2 separate regions of the Mus musculus genome follow, and region 1 is linked to region 2. The links are chromatin loops, found by intact Hi-C in ENCODE. Cell type or tissue: left cerebral cortex. All regions are shown on one strand. Links, peaks and the distances in the headings refer to the core of each region. The heading gives the core; the rest is flanking DNA.

Region 1 (8,196 bases), core at 1,607-6,606, 1.6 Mb after region 2:
ACTAAAACACTGAACAAACAAGCATGTTTCTCCTGTTTCTGATACTGCATCTTGAGTGACTAACACTGCTAGACACATCAAACCTGTTCTACCTCCTCATATTTTGTCCACTGATCCTTAGGCAAGATCTGATGCCTCATAGTCAGGTCCAGGGCTCTCTTAATTCGAAACATCCTGTCATTATAAAGGTCCTCAGGAAGCCTTCTTATGGCTTCTTTTACATCTTCAGTTTCATGTAGTGTATCATCTCGCATTAACCCTGCAATAGGAACAGAAGAACCAGATTAAAGAACAATCCAAAAAAAGTGATTTTTGTTTGTTTTGCACTTTTCAGACAGCCTCATTTTGTAGCCATTGCTAGCATTGAACTCATAGAGAATCATTTGTTTCTTCCCAATCAGCCTTAGACTCATTTGCCTCGAAACAACCATCTTCTTGCCTCTGCCTCCCCAATAATAAAATTACATAACTCACCATATCTGGTAGGAGCTTTTCATGTATGTGTGTGTGTGTGTGTGTGTGTGTGTGTGTGTGTGTGTGTGTATGTGTACATGTACACACGTATCTCCAGTACATGTGGAGGCCAAAGGGTAAACCTGAGGTATCAGTCCTTGAGTTTTCACCTTGTTTGAGATCGTCCCTGTGCTGCTACTATATAAGCTAACCACCCAGTGTCTAGCGATTCCTGTCTCTGCTCCCACCTTCCCAGAGTAGCACACTGCTTGCGCTGTGTCAACTTTTATGTGGGTTCTGAACTCAGATCATCAGACCTGTGGAGTCACTGAGCTATCTCCTCCACATAGAACTTTTCTCTTCTAATGAACAAAGAAAGATAGAAACCAAATGTGTTTTAGGCCCAAGTTACTGCTTGAAGAAATATATAGGCTTTTTAAAAGCACTATGAATCAGTTCAGAAAGCATGTAAAATGTGTACCTTGACCTTGAAACCATGTGGACCCCATCTCTTCTTCTAATCTGAGATCATTATATGATATAACTGGGACTGACCAGGGAGGTGGGTAGGCAGGTGAAGGTACTATTTACAGTCCAAAGTCTGATCCCTGGACACCATGAAGGAAGGAGAACTAGCTTCCAGAAGTCTTCCTCTAACCTCCACAAGCACACCTTGGTATATGTGCAACTGATAAATTTTTTAAAGGCATAAAGAACTCAAATTTATACCAAGAAACCCTAAGATCTGCTGATGCTTCCATTCGGCTTCTAGACCACAATGTGAAGTTCACTGCTAAGTAGACAACACTAAGTTCAAACACCACATAAAGATCAAAAATTCAAAAACAGTTTATTTTTAAATCTGATACACACAAAAACAAATGATCTCTTTTGAACTATAGGAATTCTTTAAAAGTACTGAATTCAGGGAGAACAAGAGAAGGAGGACCACAGAATGGATACTCACCCAGTTTATTGAATCCTGCAGCATTATAATACCACTTTCGAAAACCATCCAGCCACTTGCTTGATGCTGAAACTATAATTACCACAATGTTAGTTGCTACAATATACTTACAAAGCAATAGACCAATTGGTAAAGAACCAGTTATCTTATAAACCTAAGAATCCCCTTGTATACAATGTAGATAATCATTTCACTCATGACACTGTGGGAACAAATGGTAAACTCAAAACTAAAGGTGCCTAATAGCCACAGGTATACTTCCTGCCACTTTGGGTTCTCAGAGTCCAACACCCTTCTCCTGCTACCATAAGAACTGAAGGACCAGAGACAGGAAAGGATCTGAAGCACTTCTGTCTTTTGTAGCTGCGGAAATAACTTTTTCTTTTCCAAGGAGGTGGAGCTATAAGATTTCAGGTTAAGTGGCAGGCCTCTAGTCTCCAAAACTTTTAGTTTACATTGTCTTATTTGGCTATCATCCTTAAAATTATAATTTTACATAAAATATAATTTATAATTATTTCTAGAAAAACTTTCATACTATCAGCTAATTTAAATACCAATATATTAGTAAAAGAAGCCTATTTTCCTTTTCTCAAACAGCAAACTGTTCGTCAAGGGAATAATAGTATTTGAACATGGATAAGAAGAAACATTCAATGTTAAATTTAAATCTCTTAATGTAACAAAGCATGCCTGTAATCTCAGCATGCAGGAAGTTGAGACTGTGAATACCAAGCCTTGTGTAAACAAACAAACAAACAAACAAACAAACAGAGATACAAAAACTAAAATAGGGGCTGGGAATATGGTTCAGCCTTAGAGTTCGTGCCTAGCATGCAAAAAACTCTATTCAAAAACAAACTTAAACCATTTGGGGAAGAAGACTGAGCCTGAGAGAGGTAAAGGAGAAGAGGCAAGGAAGCAGGAGAGTGCCTGATGTTGACCAGACGTGGTACAAGAAAGAAGATAGAGCAAGCTTAACCTTTCTTTTTAAAATGTGAGGGGTAGGGGAGGGAACATGTGACTGCCAGAGGACGTTGTCATCCTTTTCATTTTTGAGATGGCATCTCTCACTGGCTTGGAAGTGCCAAGTACATTAGGCTAAAAGGCCAGTGAACCCCAAGATCACTTGTTTCCTTGTCTCCAGCTCTAGGATTAAAAGCATGGATTAGGGCTACTGAGACGTGTCTCATATAATGGAACTCAGTTTATTTAAAAAGAAAAAGCTCAACAAACAAAATGGGTTCTGAGAACCGAAATCAGGCCAGTATTTACATTGCAAGGCAAACTTTTTACCAACTGAGCTATATTCTCAGTCCCTAAGCGTTAAGGCTACTTTCTTACCATAGAAGGAAAAAGAGGCTCCCTTCTTATTATCTCCTTCTAATTTCCTAATCCTCAGTACAGATTACTACATGGCTTCCTCCAACCTTTAAATTAGAAGTCATGCATAAAATTGTTTCTAAGAGAAATTTAAATTGTCAAGGGCTAATGCTCAGTTGGTATATTGCTTGCCTAACATACACCACAAAGCCCTGGGCTCCAACTCCAGCACTACATAAAACATGCATAGTGATTCATTCCTGCAATTCCAGCATTTTTAGGGTGGAGGAAAAAAGAATCAGAGGTTCAAGGTCATTCTTCAATACACAGCTAACTTGGGCTACCCTGGCTCAAAAAATAAAAATATTAAAAAAAAGCATAAGAACTAAATTGTTAACACAGCAGTGATTATAATATCGATTAATATTTACTTAACAAATGTGTCAGGCACTACTCTGTTTGCCACATTATAGATCAAAAGCCTGTTGCAGAAAAGGAAGCTGGCTTACGTAAGTATTAAACTCAACAAAACAGAATACTTTTCCTAAAATTGTGTCAAATGGGTAAAATTAATGCCTTCAGAATTTCCAGGGACTGTGAGAAGGTTATCAGTATTGTTTTTAAAGACTATTCCAACGTATACCATCAGTGGGCAAAGATTAAGCTTTAAAAAAAAATAGGAGGGGAGAGGGTGAGTAATATTTGATGTGAAAACATTCTGGCACTCTATCTCAAATTTGTTCTAGTGCCTACATTAAACAAAAGTCCTTACAGCCCTGCAGCCCCAGCTCACCGTCCAGATATGCCAAGGTTAACCTGAAACCTCACTATAACCCTATCTTACTTCCTTTTAATTCTTCTGACAAGTCTTAGGAGCGTCATGCGGGCTCGGGCGCTGTTTGCTCCGATCACTGTCACTGAAGTGGCCTGCGCCTGACTCCAAATGCTCCCCACTACTCGCTGTGGCTGTCGTCTGCTGACCTCCTCACCTCCCTAAGCTGTCCCAAGGCGGAGGGGAAGGAGGCCGAACCCGGTCAGCCCCGCTGGGCTCCTTCCGGCAGAGGTCCCTGTTCTAACCCTCAGGCAGGCCCGACCTGGCTCAGCGAAACCTGTCCTTTGAGCTGCTGGGTCGCCACGTCTCTTATCACAAACTAGCTATTTAGCTAACGCAAAAGGAGAACAAGTTCGTGAGAAAATACAACCGCTCCACGATACCCACAAAGGAGGAGTAATTACTCACCAGCAGATCGGCCCGCCATTTTGACCTGAGAGTGAAGCGCTGCCTTCTGGGTAAGTCCTAGAGGACACGCCGGGCTCCTACGCAGGCGTCCTGGATACTTTAGGAAGGGGAAGGGAGGGGCAGGCGCTGCTCTGACCGCCAGCAGAAGGCATTTACTCTTTCCTACCTGAATGGACTCCACACATTAGGCTGATCTTTTTGTGTGCCTTGTTACAAAAAACATTCTTCGCGACACAATGGGGAAAGTACTGCGAAATTAGGAGACAGTGTTATTCAATGCTCTGTTATAGGAAAGAACCTTTGCGGAATAAATGGAGTCTTGGAGACAGGTAATGTAGTAAATGATTTTCAGGCAAACCGCATCTCAAAATGCATGGAGGGGATGCTAGGACGCTAGAGGACGCTTGATGCTCAAATTCTTTATGTCAAATGGTGCGGTGTTTTAATATAATGTATACACTATTGCATTCTTTAAATCACCTCAGGATTACTTTAATACAGAATATAAAGTAAGCACCACACAAATAACTGTTATACTGCACTATTTTGGAAGTAACACAGGTATAATGAACATTTATAGTTAACACAGATATACCCCTTCCCGATCTGTGGTAGACTCAATCTATAGGTCTGCAATCTTTGGGTTCAGAAGTGTGGCTATATTCTCATTTAATTCTAAATCATCAGTGTAATTACTGGTGCTATCAGTATTGAAGAGAGAAGGAAGCTGAGCCTCAGAAAAGTTCAATAAGTTATCCAAGGGCATTGAAATTGGGTAGAGTCCAGGTTTGTTTGTTTGTTTGTTAACTAGAATTGAGAAATCCAGTTTCAAATTCGGGCTTCCTTATTTCTAGGATCATATGCTGCACAACCAATCCCAGATAACTTTCAGCTTCTAGGCTTCACTTTCCCCACCTAAAAATCCCTATCAAACAATTTTAGTAGAAAGTTAGGTTGGATAAGCTTTAAAAATATTAACTTTAAGGTAGGAGTAAATGGCACATGCAAGATCCAAGAATTCAGTAGTCTGAGGCAGGAGGATCCCTGCAAGTTCAAGACTACAGTTGTCTACATAGTGAATCTGGCATCAGTCTGCAAGACCTTACCTAAAACAAAACAACAACAACAAAACCCCTAAGATATATTTAGAATTTGCATATAGTATTAAAAATGGAGCAAGCAGAAAGACTATAGACTGTGCTTTCAAGATCTCAACCCCAACAGGTAGAGTCTAAAATAAAAAACTAAGGACAGAAAGTGGAGTTACTGTTGAGTTTTACTATGACTCGATAGTGGTCTTTTTTTTTTTTTTTTTTGAGGTAGATACTATTTATTATTTCTTGGTTTCCCTCTCATTGACATCAACTATCTTTTCTGAATTTTGGACTGGATTTAATGTCAAAAATACAGAAATGAGCTGGGCAGTGGTGGTGCACGCCTTTAATCCCAGCACTTGGGAGCCAGAGGCAGGCAGATTTCTGAGTTCGAGGCCAGCCTGGTTTACAAAGTGAGTTCCAGGACAGCCAGCAGGGCTATACAGAAAAACCCTGTCTCAAAAAAAAAAAAACAAAACAAAAAAAACAAACAAAAAAAAAACAGAAATGTAGACAAAATTATTCAGTAATAAAGCCAGTGTTCTGAATCCAATACAAAATTAGTTGCTGATACATAGCTCAAATATAAACAGTGTACTTTATTAAAGCTCAATAGTGGTCTTACCATGCTGTCTTTCAGACTTAAGCTGAGACCCAGGACAGCATAGAACTGTCTCATTATGAATCCAAAATGTTATGTAATGATTTTAGTCAGAAGTTCTAGTTCCGTTGCCTTCTTCCCTTTTCTTCTGTTTCTGATGCAGCTCTCGGACTATATGCAGTGGCCACCATGAAGTCTGAAGGATAGGAGTAAATATATACATTTGTACACTGGCACATTGTAAAGGGGATTCATTAAACTTCACCCTGAGAAGTTTCAGCGCCAGGGTGAAAGATGCTAAAGAAGAAGATCATATGTCAAGGTATGTCAAAAAGTATCATATATATACATATACATATACATACATACATACATACATACATACATACATACATACATACATATATATATATATATATATATATATATACATACATACATACATGAATAACAGTCACAAAATCCAGTCTTATGTGCAGTAAGCCTAGGGCTTAGTGTTTGCTCATGCTTGTTAATGTTGGTTTGAAACGTTTTAGGGGGTTGGGGTAGTGGCTCAGTGGTTACAAACAACTTGATGCCCTTCCAGAGGACCTCAGTTCAGTTCCAAGTTGCATCACCACCTATAACTTCAGCTCTAAGAGATCTGATGCCCTCTTCTGGTCTTGTGGGTACCCGTATGCATGTGTGAACATTCACATATACACACAAATTACTAAAACAAATCCTAAAAATATTTTTTAAAAGGTTTTCTTTCTTTCCTCCTGGCATAGAAATTACACTTTGATTCTTTAAATTTTTGACATATACATGTGATGCATTGGCACACCCCTCACACACGCCTGCAAAAAAATTTTAAAGATAAATCTTTTAGATTTCTTTTCCCCGGGGTGCAGTGTAGACTGCTGAGGTCTCCAGCGCATCCCGAGAAGGATCTTAAAAATTGTACAGAACTTCAAGATGAGTGATACTTCTGAAGTAATTCCAAATTTTGAAGACATGTTTGCAAGCAGATTCACGAAAGATGGCAAAGAATACCAGGAATACTTGAAACGCCCTCCTGAGTCCCCTCCAATTGTTGAGGAATGGAATAGCAGAGCTGGTGGTAACCAAAGAAATAGAGGCAACTGGCTGCAAGACAACAGACAATTTAGAGGTAGGGATAACAGACAAGGATGGCCAACTGACAACCGGTCAAATCAGTGGCATGGATGGACATGGGGTAACAACAACTACCCACAGCAGAGACCAGAGCCCTACTATCAACAATAGTACACACAGTATGGCCACAACCAGCGGCCTCCATATGGTTACTACTGACAGAAATGTCAGCAGCTTTTAACAAAGACCTTTTATTTTGACAACGTGCTAAATGCTTGTGTGTCTTCTGTTGGTCATAGTTTTTCATTCTATTTTAAAGAATGGGTTATTAATTGATTAGAACTTGAGACTTGGAAAAAAGTAATCTTATTATAAACCTGATGATTGATGGGAATAAATTTACTGAGTGAGGATTATTTGACTTATCTTACATACTGTTTTGTTCTATGATTTGGTAGTGTTTTGAGTTTTCCTTATTTGGACTCTAGGGATTCTGTATCACAGAAATAAAAATTTTTAATTAAAATGCTGGCTTTTGCTGTATGAAAGAATAGCATGCTCACATGTGCTCGCCTCTGAAGTGTTTCAGAGGCTAGGACTGTCAGTCTGTGAAAACACACCCATAATTACTTACAGTAATTGAACAGCAGTTCAGTTGAAAGGTAAAACAGGTATGTCGCTTCTGTGTTTGTATGTGATCATGGTGTCTTGTGGTTTATAAGTGAGTCAGCTCCAGAACTGCTTTGGTTCTATGTGGAAGGACTCATTTTCTGTGCAGCCTCCTGAGGCGGTAGAGGGTGGGATGGTAGCACTCAACATTTTGTATATCCCAAGGTTTTTGTAAACTTACAACAAGGAAGACATGGATGTACGCTGTAACACAATACTCATGTAAATATTGTTGCATTTTGATTGGTTTGGTATTATGTATTGATTTTTATGAGATTATTTTCATTTTCAAATGCTTACCTTTGATGCTTCCTCTTACAGCTATAGTAAGGCTGTCACTTGCTTCAGAACAATCATTCTTGAAATATTTTCATAACAGATTTATTCAAATAAAAAAATTTAAAGTCCTTAGTATATTATGTGTGTACCAAGTTGTGAAAGAATGAATAAATTGCATTAAAATGTAGGCAACTTAAAAAAAATTTCTTTTCCCTTTAGTAGACTGCCAACACCCAAGTCATAATAACAGTGTCTAGGATGCATCACTCTGTACCCTTAAACCACTTTTACTCGCAAGATAGACATCATCAAGAAACAAACCTTTATGGTTTAAAATTGCTTAAAATTTTAGGATTGTCCATGACAGTAGCACAACTAACCTATTCTTGGTGTGCCCCTGTATGTGTTAAGTTTGTCAATGTGTGCATGTATGTATACATGTATGTGTGTAGGCATGTGGATGCCAAAGGTC
Region 2 (8,196 bases), core at 1,182-6,181:
TGTCCTGGAGCTCACCCTGTAGACTAAGTAGGCTAGGCTTGAACTTACAGAGAGCCACCTGCCTCTGCCTCCCAAAGTACTGGGACTAAAGGTGTGCAACACCACCACCCAGCTTTAACATTTAAAAATAAGAACCAACTTTTAACTGAAAAGAGAACTTGCCTCCTTAAAATAATAAAGCTCTCTCTCTATTGAACCATTGGATGATCCTCATAAACAAACTCACACTGACATCTAAAATAAAACCCGTCGGTCAATGACTATTTTCCACAACTCTGTCACACAATAATAGTCTGCCAAACAGCCAGGGTTATTTAATTTGAAATATTAAAACAGGAACCAATTACTTATTCAATGGGTATGGTCCTTCTGAAAGCTACGAGATTCTAAGGAGGGCTAACGATTTAGCTCAGTCATCGGTGTTTGCCTAATATGCCACAAAGCTCTGAGTTCCGATACCAGCACCACAGAAAGATGAGCACCGTGGCCCACATCTGTACTCCTTGCTCTAGGAAGGTGCAAGCAAGAAGATTAGGAATTCAAGGTTAACCTTAACTACAAAGTTCAAGGACAGTCTGGGATATATGTGATCCAGGATGAAATGGAATGAATGAATGAATGAAAAATTCCAAGGAAGTATTATCATAGTAAAAGTGGCATAATAATCTGAGTCAATACCAAATATAAAAATTAATTGCAGAAAAAATTAACAGGGCTAGAGAGATGGCTCAGCAGTTAAGAGCACTGACTCTTCTTCCTGATGTCCCGAGTTCAATTCCCAGCAACCACATGGTGGCTCACAACCATCTGTAATGAGATCTGACGCCCTCTTCTGATGCATCGGAAGATAGCTACAGTGTACACATATACATAAAATAAAATTTAAAAAAACATTAAGAACAATATGTAGTCTATTTTAGCCGTAAGAATAAGAAGCATGACCACAGTTAGACACAGTGTTGCCAACCCTATTTAGAAACCTCAAAGGAATACATAAACCCTGGGTTGAGAAGGATAGGTCGCTAGGCTCTAGGCATCAGTATGTCTGGATCCCAAATAAGACAAGATTACATAAATCAGAACAGAATATAAAGAGACCCTAGGAATAGAATACTAGACAGTATAAGGAACACAACAGAATTCTTTGTTGTTCTGAGCTGTCTAGAGTTACAAACATACCAAATTATGATCAGGGGCAGACTTCAGGTTCCCCCAATCTAATCTGCCAATAGGAACAAACCTAGTCACAGGTTACCTAATAACTGGCATTACCAGAACCCACATCCTCTTGATGTGTATCGTACAAATGAATCCCTGTGTGTGATCAAGCCAGCTCAGTCAGTCAACAGGGTCTCAAGGGAGGGAGTGAGGATTGAAAAGAAAAAGACAATTAGACTTAATACCACTCAAACCTGTGCAGAGGCTGAAGTGGGTTTATTTTTCTCCAGTCTGTTTTTATGCCATTCTAAGTACATGCAGAGAATAAGGTCAGTTTTCAGTCAAGGAACAAACAAGGCAATAAACAAGGTCCCGTGGTATTCAGGGACTTACAAGATGATCAAGATCTTGAGCCTACTTTCTTGTCCTAGCCCAAAGTCAAATTCTTGCCTGAGCCTACTTCTGTGTTCTAGTCTAATGTCAAATTTCTGCCAAATTCCTAGAAGCTGCCCTAAGAGCTCTCCATATGCATGGATATTTACAGTTAGCCTCCCTGGGACTGAGGGTAATTTTAATTCTCCTCATACATCTCTGATCCTCCGTGTCCCTTTGTAACTGGTCTTTGCTACTTTGTCGGTTCTCTTTTTCCTCCCATTATTATCCTTACCCCCCTTTCTACCCCCTAACACTAGACAGGAAAGGAACAAGAGTAGAGGGGAGAGAGTGATTAGGAAGATCCCCGAATCTGATTTCTTTTCTCTTGCTTCTCCTTTGGCCTCAGCTACTAACAAACTACAACCAACCTCCTCCCTATACAACCAACAACTGGCCCACCCCAGCCCCCAGCCTATCGGGCTCTAACATTTATATACCCTCTGAAAAGTTCCCAGAGTTCCAAATATAACACAATTACCAAAACTCTGCTGCAGACAGAACCGCGATTCTGCTAGAGCACAAGGCAAATAAATCATGGTCAGTTGCTTCAGGCAGTCGGAAGCAGCCCTACGTCCCTATACCCGGAATCAAAATAAAAGCACCTTCTTATAATATTTGGTTTTTTTTTTTTTCAAGAAACCAAAATTCTAGAATTTTCACTACATCCCTTCCTCTGCTGGGGAAAACTGGAGAGGACATTTAGTGTAGCCTACCATATCCTTCAAGTCCACCAGGTCTCCACACTTACCACCTAAACGTTGTAAGACCATACAACCCTGCCTAAACCATACAACCCTGCTCACTCTACAGATCTGGACGCAAACGCCTGTCCTCTCATAGAAACGAGTAAAATTTTAATTCCAATGCCTAATGGCTTTCTGTTTCTACGGTTTAGTCCTTTCTTCCTCTCCCTTTAAGGACACCGCTGAAACTACAGCACGATTGCATTCTTTTCTCCTTCCCCTAAGGAAACTCGGTTAAATGACTTTGTCTTCTCTTGCCTTCGACCCACAGCCAGTCCCCATCCGGGTCCCTCCCCTCTACACTAGTCGAGCTGTGTATTCTGTGTGTCCCCTCCTTCCGCCCTCCTTCCGCCCTCCTTACTCTGCTACAAGGCGAGCATCCCCCAGCCGATCTAACACCAGCACTTCTTCCGGTTTGTCCAAGTTCATTTGCTCCTGTTAGTGGGTTCGACTCCCTCCTAGTCTCGGTCTCTGTCCACGGAGATGCTTAGCATCTTAGTAGCCTCCTTCAAAGGCTTCATCCTAGTTCTTTAGCAGCCAGTAGCAGACGCTTACGGACTTCGGCTTAGCCTGCCAACAGGAAGGACGCCAACAGATTGCCGCCGCTCGACGTCCGCGGGGGCGCCTGGGAGTTGTAGTCCGGACCAGCGAGCCGACTCAGGGGCTAGACCGACAGGCAAGAGCCATTGTGTTTATCGCAAGCACTCGTAACGCTGCGTGAAAGCCCGTCGGGGACAACTCCTATCTTCTGTTTCATTTGCAGCCTCCGGAGTCCAGTGTCGGCTTCGTTAGTGGCTCCACTTCTATGGACCCCGGAGAAGGTGTGTAGTCGTGGGTCCGGATCCTGAGGAGGCATCCCGTTCTAGATGGGGAACACGGTTTAAGAAAACCGACCGCATTCTGGATTGGAGGACATCAACCATCCCCTCTCGGTTAGAGGGGAACCTGTTTTGTAAGCTTATGGGAGTCGGGGAGAGGACTCACTGGGCACTTGGCAATTTTGGGGCGGACTGGTTATGTCCTGCAGAGGTCGGAATATGGGCAGAAGTGGGGGAGCCACTGGGCACATTCCTTAGTGCCTCTTCCACCTTCAGGACGATCAGCATTCTGCCTCCTACCGCTAGAGAACACTGAGGACAGTATGGCTTCCACGCTTCCAACAACCTGGCCCCATGTGAGTAAAGGCTTCTTTTCAGCTTTTGTGACGGCTCAGGGGCCGGCTAGTGGTGAGATGTTTGCTCTCAAATACCCTAGAGTTACGGGAGGAGTTGAAGGACTGCCCAAGAGGGGGGTTAGAATAGAAGAAACAAACAAACCGATTTCTGAACTGGAACTGGCAAGCCAGATTGAGGCAAGCCAGATTGAAGCTTTTCAATTCAAAAACAAAAAATGTTTCTATTACATTTATTTTGTGTGTGGGTATGCACATGTGTGCTATTGCCTGCTTGTGGGCACCTTTCCGGATTGCTACCCTTCTTTCAACATGAGTCCTGGAGATCAATCAAACTCAGGCTTGGTAGCCTTTACCCACTGAGCCATCTCACCAGTCCTTTTCAACTTTTTTTTTTTTTTTTTTTAAAGCTGGGGATCTGGCCAGGCTTTGGTGGCACAAGCCTTTAATCCCAGCACTTGGGAGGCAGAGGCAGGCCCGATTTCTGAGTTTGAGGCCAGCCTGGTCTACAGAGTGAGTTCCAGGACAGCCAGGGCTATACAGAGAAACCCTATCTCGACAGAACAACAACAACAACAACAAAAGCTGGGGATCTGGTTGAGAGAAACTGACAGGTGTTAGAAGATAAGAGGCTCATGTTTAGTTTTCAGCAGCTACTTTAAAGAAGTGATAATTCAAAAACAAGAAAAGAGGTATAGATGGGAGCCAACAGTCCTATCCCCTGGTTAGTGAGAAATGAACAGGTTTTCATAGACCACAGTCTCACTTGTCCCCTGATTAGTGTCAGACCGATTTGCTCAAGGATTCAGACAAAGGAACATGAGATAAGTAAAATGTAGCTGGGTCATCTTGCTCAGCCTTTCTATTTTTCTGACACCATGGAAGAGGAAAACCTGCGGCTGAACTGCATCTTATGGCTTTTAGGAATCTGTGAAGTTTGAAGATGTATCACTGAGATTTACCGAGGAAGAGTGGGCACTGCTAGATCGCCAACAGAAGTGCCTGTACAGGGAAATCATGATGGAGAACCTCAATAACATGATTTCAGTAGGTAAGCCAGGCTCCACTTTAATAAACACTTGTTTGGGTGGGTGCAGCACGCTTTTAATTCCAGGACTTCAGAGGTGGAGGAGGATTAGAAGTTCAATGCCAGGCTTGACTCTACCTGCCCCCACCCAACTCTGACATTTTCTTTTTTTTTTAAATTTTTTATTAGATATTTTCTTCATTTACCCCTGTACCCTCCCCTCACCCTGCTCCCCTACCCACTCACTCCCACTTCTTGGCCATGGGATTCTCCTGTACTGAGGCATAAAAAGTTTGCAAGACAAAGGGGCCTCTCTTCCCAATGATGGCCAACTAGCCCATCTTCTGCTACATATGCAGCTAGTGACACGAGCTCTGGGGGTACTGGTTAGTTCATATTGTTGTTCCACCTATAGGGTTGCAGAACCCTTCAGCTCCTTGGGTACTTTGTCTAGCTCCTCCATTGGGGACCCTGTGTTCCATCCTACAGATGACTTTGAGCATCCACTTCTGTATTTGCCAGGCACTGGGATAGCCTCACAAGAGACAGCTGTATCAGGGTTCTTTCAGCAATATCTTGCTGGCATATGCAATAGTGTCTGTGTTTGTTGGCTGATTATGGGATGAACCACCGGGTGGAGCAGTCTCTGGATGGTCCATCCTTTCATCTTAGCTCCAAACTTTGTCTCTGTAACTCCTTCCATGGGTATTTTCATCCCCATTCTAGGGAGGAATGAAGTATCCACACATTGGTCATCCCTCTTCTTGATTTTCTTGTGTTTGGCAAATTGTATCTTGGGGATTCTAAGTTTCTGGGCTAATATCCACTTATCAGTGAGTGCATATCAAGACACTTGTTTTGTGATTGGATTACCTCACTCGGGATGATATCCTCCAGATCCATCCATTTGCCTAAGAAGTTCATAAATTCATTGTTTTTAATAGCTGAATAGTACTCCATTGTGTAAAAGTACCACATTTTTTTATATCCATTCCTTTGTTGAGGGACATCTGGGTTCTTTCCAGCTTCTGGCTATTATAAATAAGGCTGCTATGAACATAGTGGAGCATGTGTTCTTATTACCAGTTGGAACATCTACTGGGTATATGCCCATGAGAGGTATTGCTGGATCTTCCTGTAGTACTATGTCCAGTTTAATGAGGAACCGCCAGACTGATTTCCAGAGTGGTTGTACAAGCTTGCAATCCCACCTGCAATGGAGGAGTGTTCCTCTTTCTCCACATCCTCGCCAGCATCTGCTGTCACCTGAATTTTTGGTCCTATCCATTCTGACTGGTGTGAGGAGGAATCTCAGGGTTGTTTTGATTTGCATTTCCCTGATGATTAAGGATGTTGAACATTTTTTCAAGTGCCTCTGAGCCCTTCGGTATTCCTCAATTGAGAATTCTTTGTTTAACTCTGTACCCCATTTTTTAATGGGGTTATTTGAATTTCTGGAGTTCAGCTTCTTGAGCTCTTTGTATATATTGGGTATTAGTCCCCTATCAGATTTAGGATGGGTAAAAATTCTTTCCCAATCTCTTGGTGGCCTTTTTGTCTTATTGATAGTATTTTTTGCCCTACAGAAGCTTTGCAATTTTATGAGGTTCCATTAGTCGATTCTTGATCTTACAGCACAAGCCATTGCTGTTCTGTTCAGGAATTTTTCCTCTGTGCCCATATCTTCAAGGTTTTTCCCCACTTTCTTCTCTATAAATTTCAGTGTCTCCAGTTTTATGTGGAGGTCTTTGATCCACTTAGACTTGAGCTTTGTACAAGGAGATAAGAATGGGTCAATTAGCATTCTTCTACATGATAACTGCCAGTTGTGCCAGCACCATTTGTTGAAAATGCTGTCTTTTTTCCACTGGATGGTTTTAACTCCCTTGTAATCAAGTGACCTTGTAATCAAGTGGGATCATTTCTGGGTCTTCAATTCTATTCCATTGGTCTACTTGTCTGTCACTATACCAGCACCAGGCAGTTTTTATCACAATTGTTCTGTAGTGCAGCTTGAGGTCAGGCATGGTGATTCCACCAGAGGTTCTTTTATTGTTGAGAATAGTTTTTGCTATTCTTGATTTTTTGTTATTCCAGATGAATTTGCAAATTGCCCTTTCTAACTCAGTGAAGAATTGAGTTGGAATTTTGATGGGGATTGCATTGAATCTGTAGATTGCTTTCAGCAAGATGGCCATTTTTATGATATCAATCCTGCTAATCCATGAGCATGGGAGATCTTTCCATCTTCTGAGATCTTCAATTTCTTTTTTCAAAGACTTGAAGTTCTTATCATACAGATCTTTCACTTCCTTAGTTAGAGTCACACCAAGGTATTTTATATTGTTTGTGACTATTGTGAAGGGTGTTGTTTCCCTAATTTCTTTCTCATCCTGTTTATCCTTTGTGTAGAGAAAGGCAATTGATTTGTTTGAGTTAATTTTATATCCAGCTACTGCACTGAAGCTGTTTATCAGGTTTAGAAGTTCTCTGGTGGAATTTTTAGGGTCACTATCATATCATCTGCAAATAGTAATATTTTGACTTCTTCCTTTACAATTTGTATCCCCTTGATCTCCTATTGTTGTCGAATTGCTCTGGCTAGGACTTCAAGTACTATATTGAATAGGTAGGGAGAAAGTGGGCAGCCTTGTCTAGTCCCCAATTTTAGTGGTATTTCTTCGAGTTTCTCTCCATTTAGTTTGATGTTGTTGGCTACTGGTTTGTTGTTGATTGCTTTTATTATGCTTAGGTATGGGCCTTGAATTCCTGATCTTTCCATGACTTTTATTATGAATGGGTGTTAGATTTTGTCAAATGCTTTCTCAGCATCTAATAAGATGATCATGTGATTTTTGTCTTTGAGTTAGTTTATATAGTGGATTACATTGATTGATTTCCATATATTAAACCATCCCTGCATCCCTGGGATGAAGCCTACTTGGTCATGATGATGATTGTTTTGATGTGTTCTTGGATTTGGTTTGCAAGAATTTTATTGAATATTTTTGCATCAATATTCATAAGGGAAATTGGTCTGAAGTTCTTTTTCTTTGTTGGATCTTTGTGTGATTTAGGTATCAGAGTAATTGTGGCTTCATAGAATGAACTGGGTAGAGTACCTTCTGTTTCTATTTTGTGGAATAGTTTGAGGAGAGTTGGAATTAGGTCTTCTTTGAAGGTCTGATAGAACTCTGCACTAAACCCATCTGGTATTGTTTTTTTGCTGTTTTTTGTTGTTGTTGTTGTTGTTGTTTGGTTGGGACACTGTTAATGACTGCTTCTACTTCTTTAGGGGAAATGGGACTGTTTAGATCATTAATCTGATTCTGACTTAACTTTGGTACCTGGTATCTGTCTAGGAAGTTGTCCATTTCATTGAGGTTTTCCATATTTGTTGAGTATAGCCTTTTGTAGTAGGATATGATGAAGTTTTGGATTTCCTCAGGATCTGTTGTTATGTCTCCCTTTTCATTTCTGATTTTGTTAATTAGGATACTGTCCCTGTGCCCTCTAATTAGTCTTGCTAAGGGTTTATCTATCTTGTTGATTTTCTCAAAGAACCAGCTCCTAGTTTGGTTGATTCTTTGAATAGTTCTTTTTGTTTCCACTTGGTTGATTTCAGCCTTAAGTTTGATTATTTCCTGCAGTCTACTCCTCTT

The links. Hi-C counts contacts between places; a loop is a spot of excess contacts. Peaks named below come from ENCODE experiments on the same cell type or tissue, not always from the same donor. Only the 100,000 strongest peaks of a DNase experiment are listed, where the experiment ranks them.
Region 1: a loop joins it to region 2, with 4 times the contacts of the local background. A loop is called at or near these places in 2 of 42 quality-filtered maps.

What each region holds. Positions count from the first base shown.
Region 1 is chr13:66,901,310-66,909,505 of GRCm38, forward strand. Uqcrb (ubiquinol-cytochrome c reductase binding protein) reads right to left here and starts at 4,041. Exons shown (of 4, transcript NM_026219.2): 1 at 3,984-4,041; 2 at 1,421-1,492; 3 at 93-259. The coding sequence starts at 4,002. Gm10767 (predicted gene 10767) reads left to right here and starts at 4,106. Exons shown (of 3, transcript NM_001177750.1): 1 at 4,106-4,312; 2 at 5,842-6,000; 3 at 6,572-7,857. The coding sequence starts at 6,636. The coding sequence ends at 6,947. It also overlaps a transcript of Mterf3 not described here. In left cerebral cortex, for the core only: CTCF peaks have their summits at 4,341 and 6,318 (motif pointing left); a DNase peak (open chromatin) is centred at 4,035; H3K4me3 peaks cover 2,097 bases; H3K27ac peaks cover 1,451 bases.
Region 2 is chr13:65,275,831-65,284,026 of GRCm38, forward strand. It overlaps Zfp369 (zinc finger protein 369), which reads left to right and starts at 3,024. Exons shown (of 8, transcript NM_178364.5): 1 at 3,024-3,157; 2 at 3,431-3,510; 3 at 4,432-4,558. The coding sequence starts at 3,142. In left cerebral cortex, for the core only: a CTCF peak has its summit at 3,469; DNase peaks (open chromatin) are centred at 2,709, 2,887 and 3,425; H3K4me3 peaks cover 2,298 bases; H3K27ac peaks cover 1,677 bases.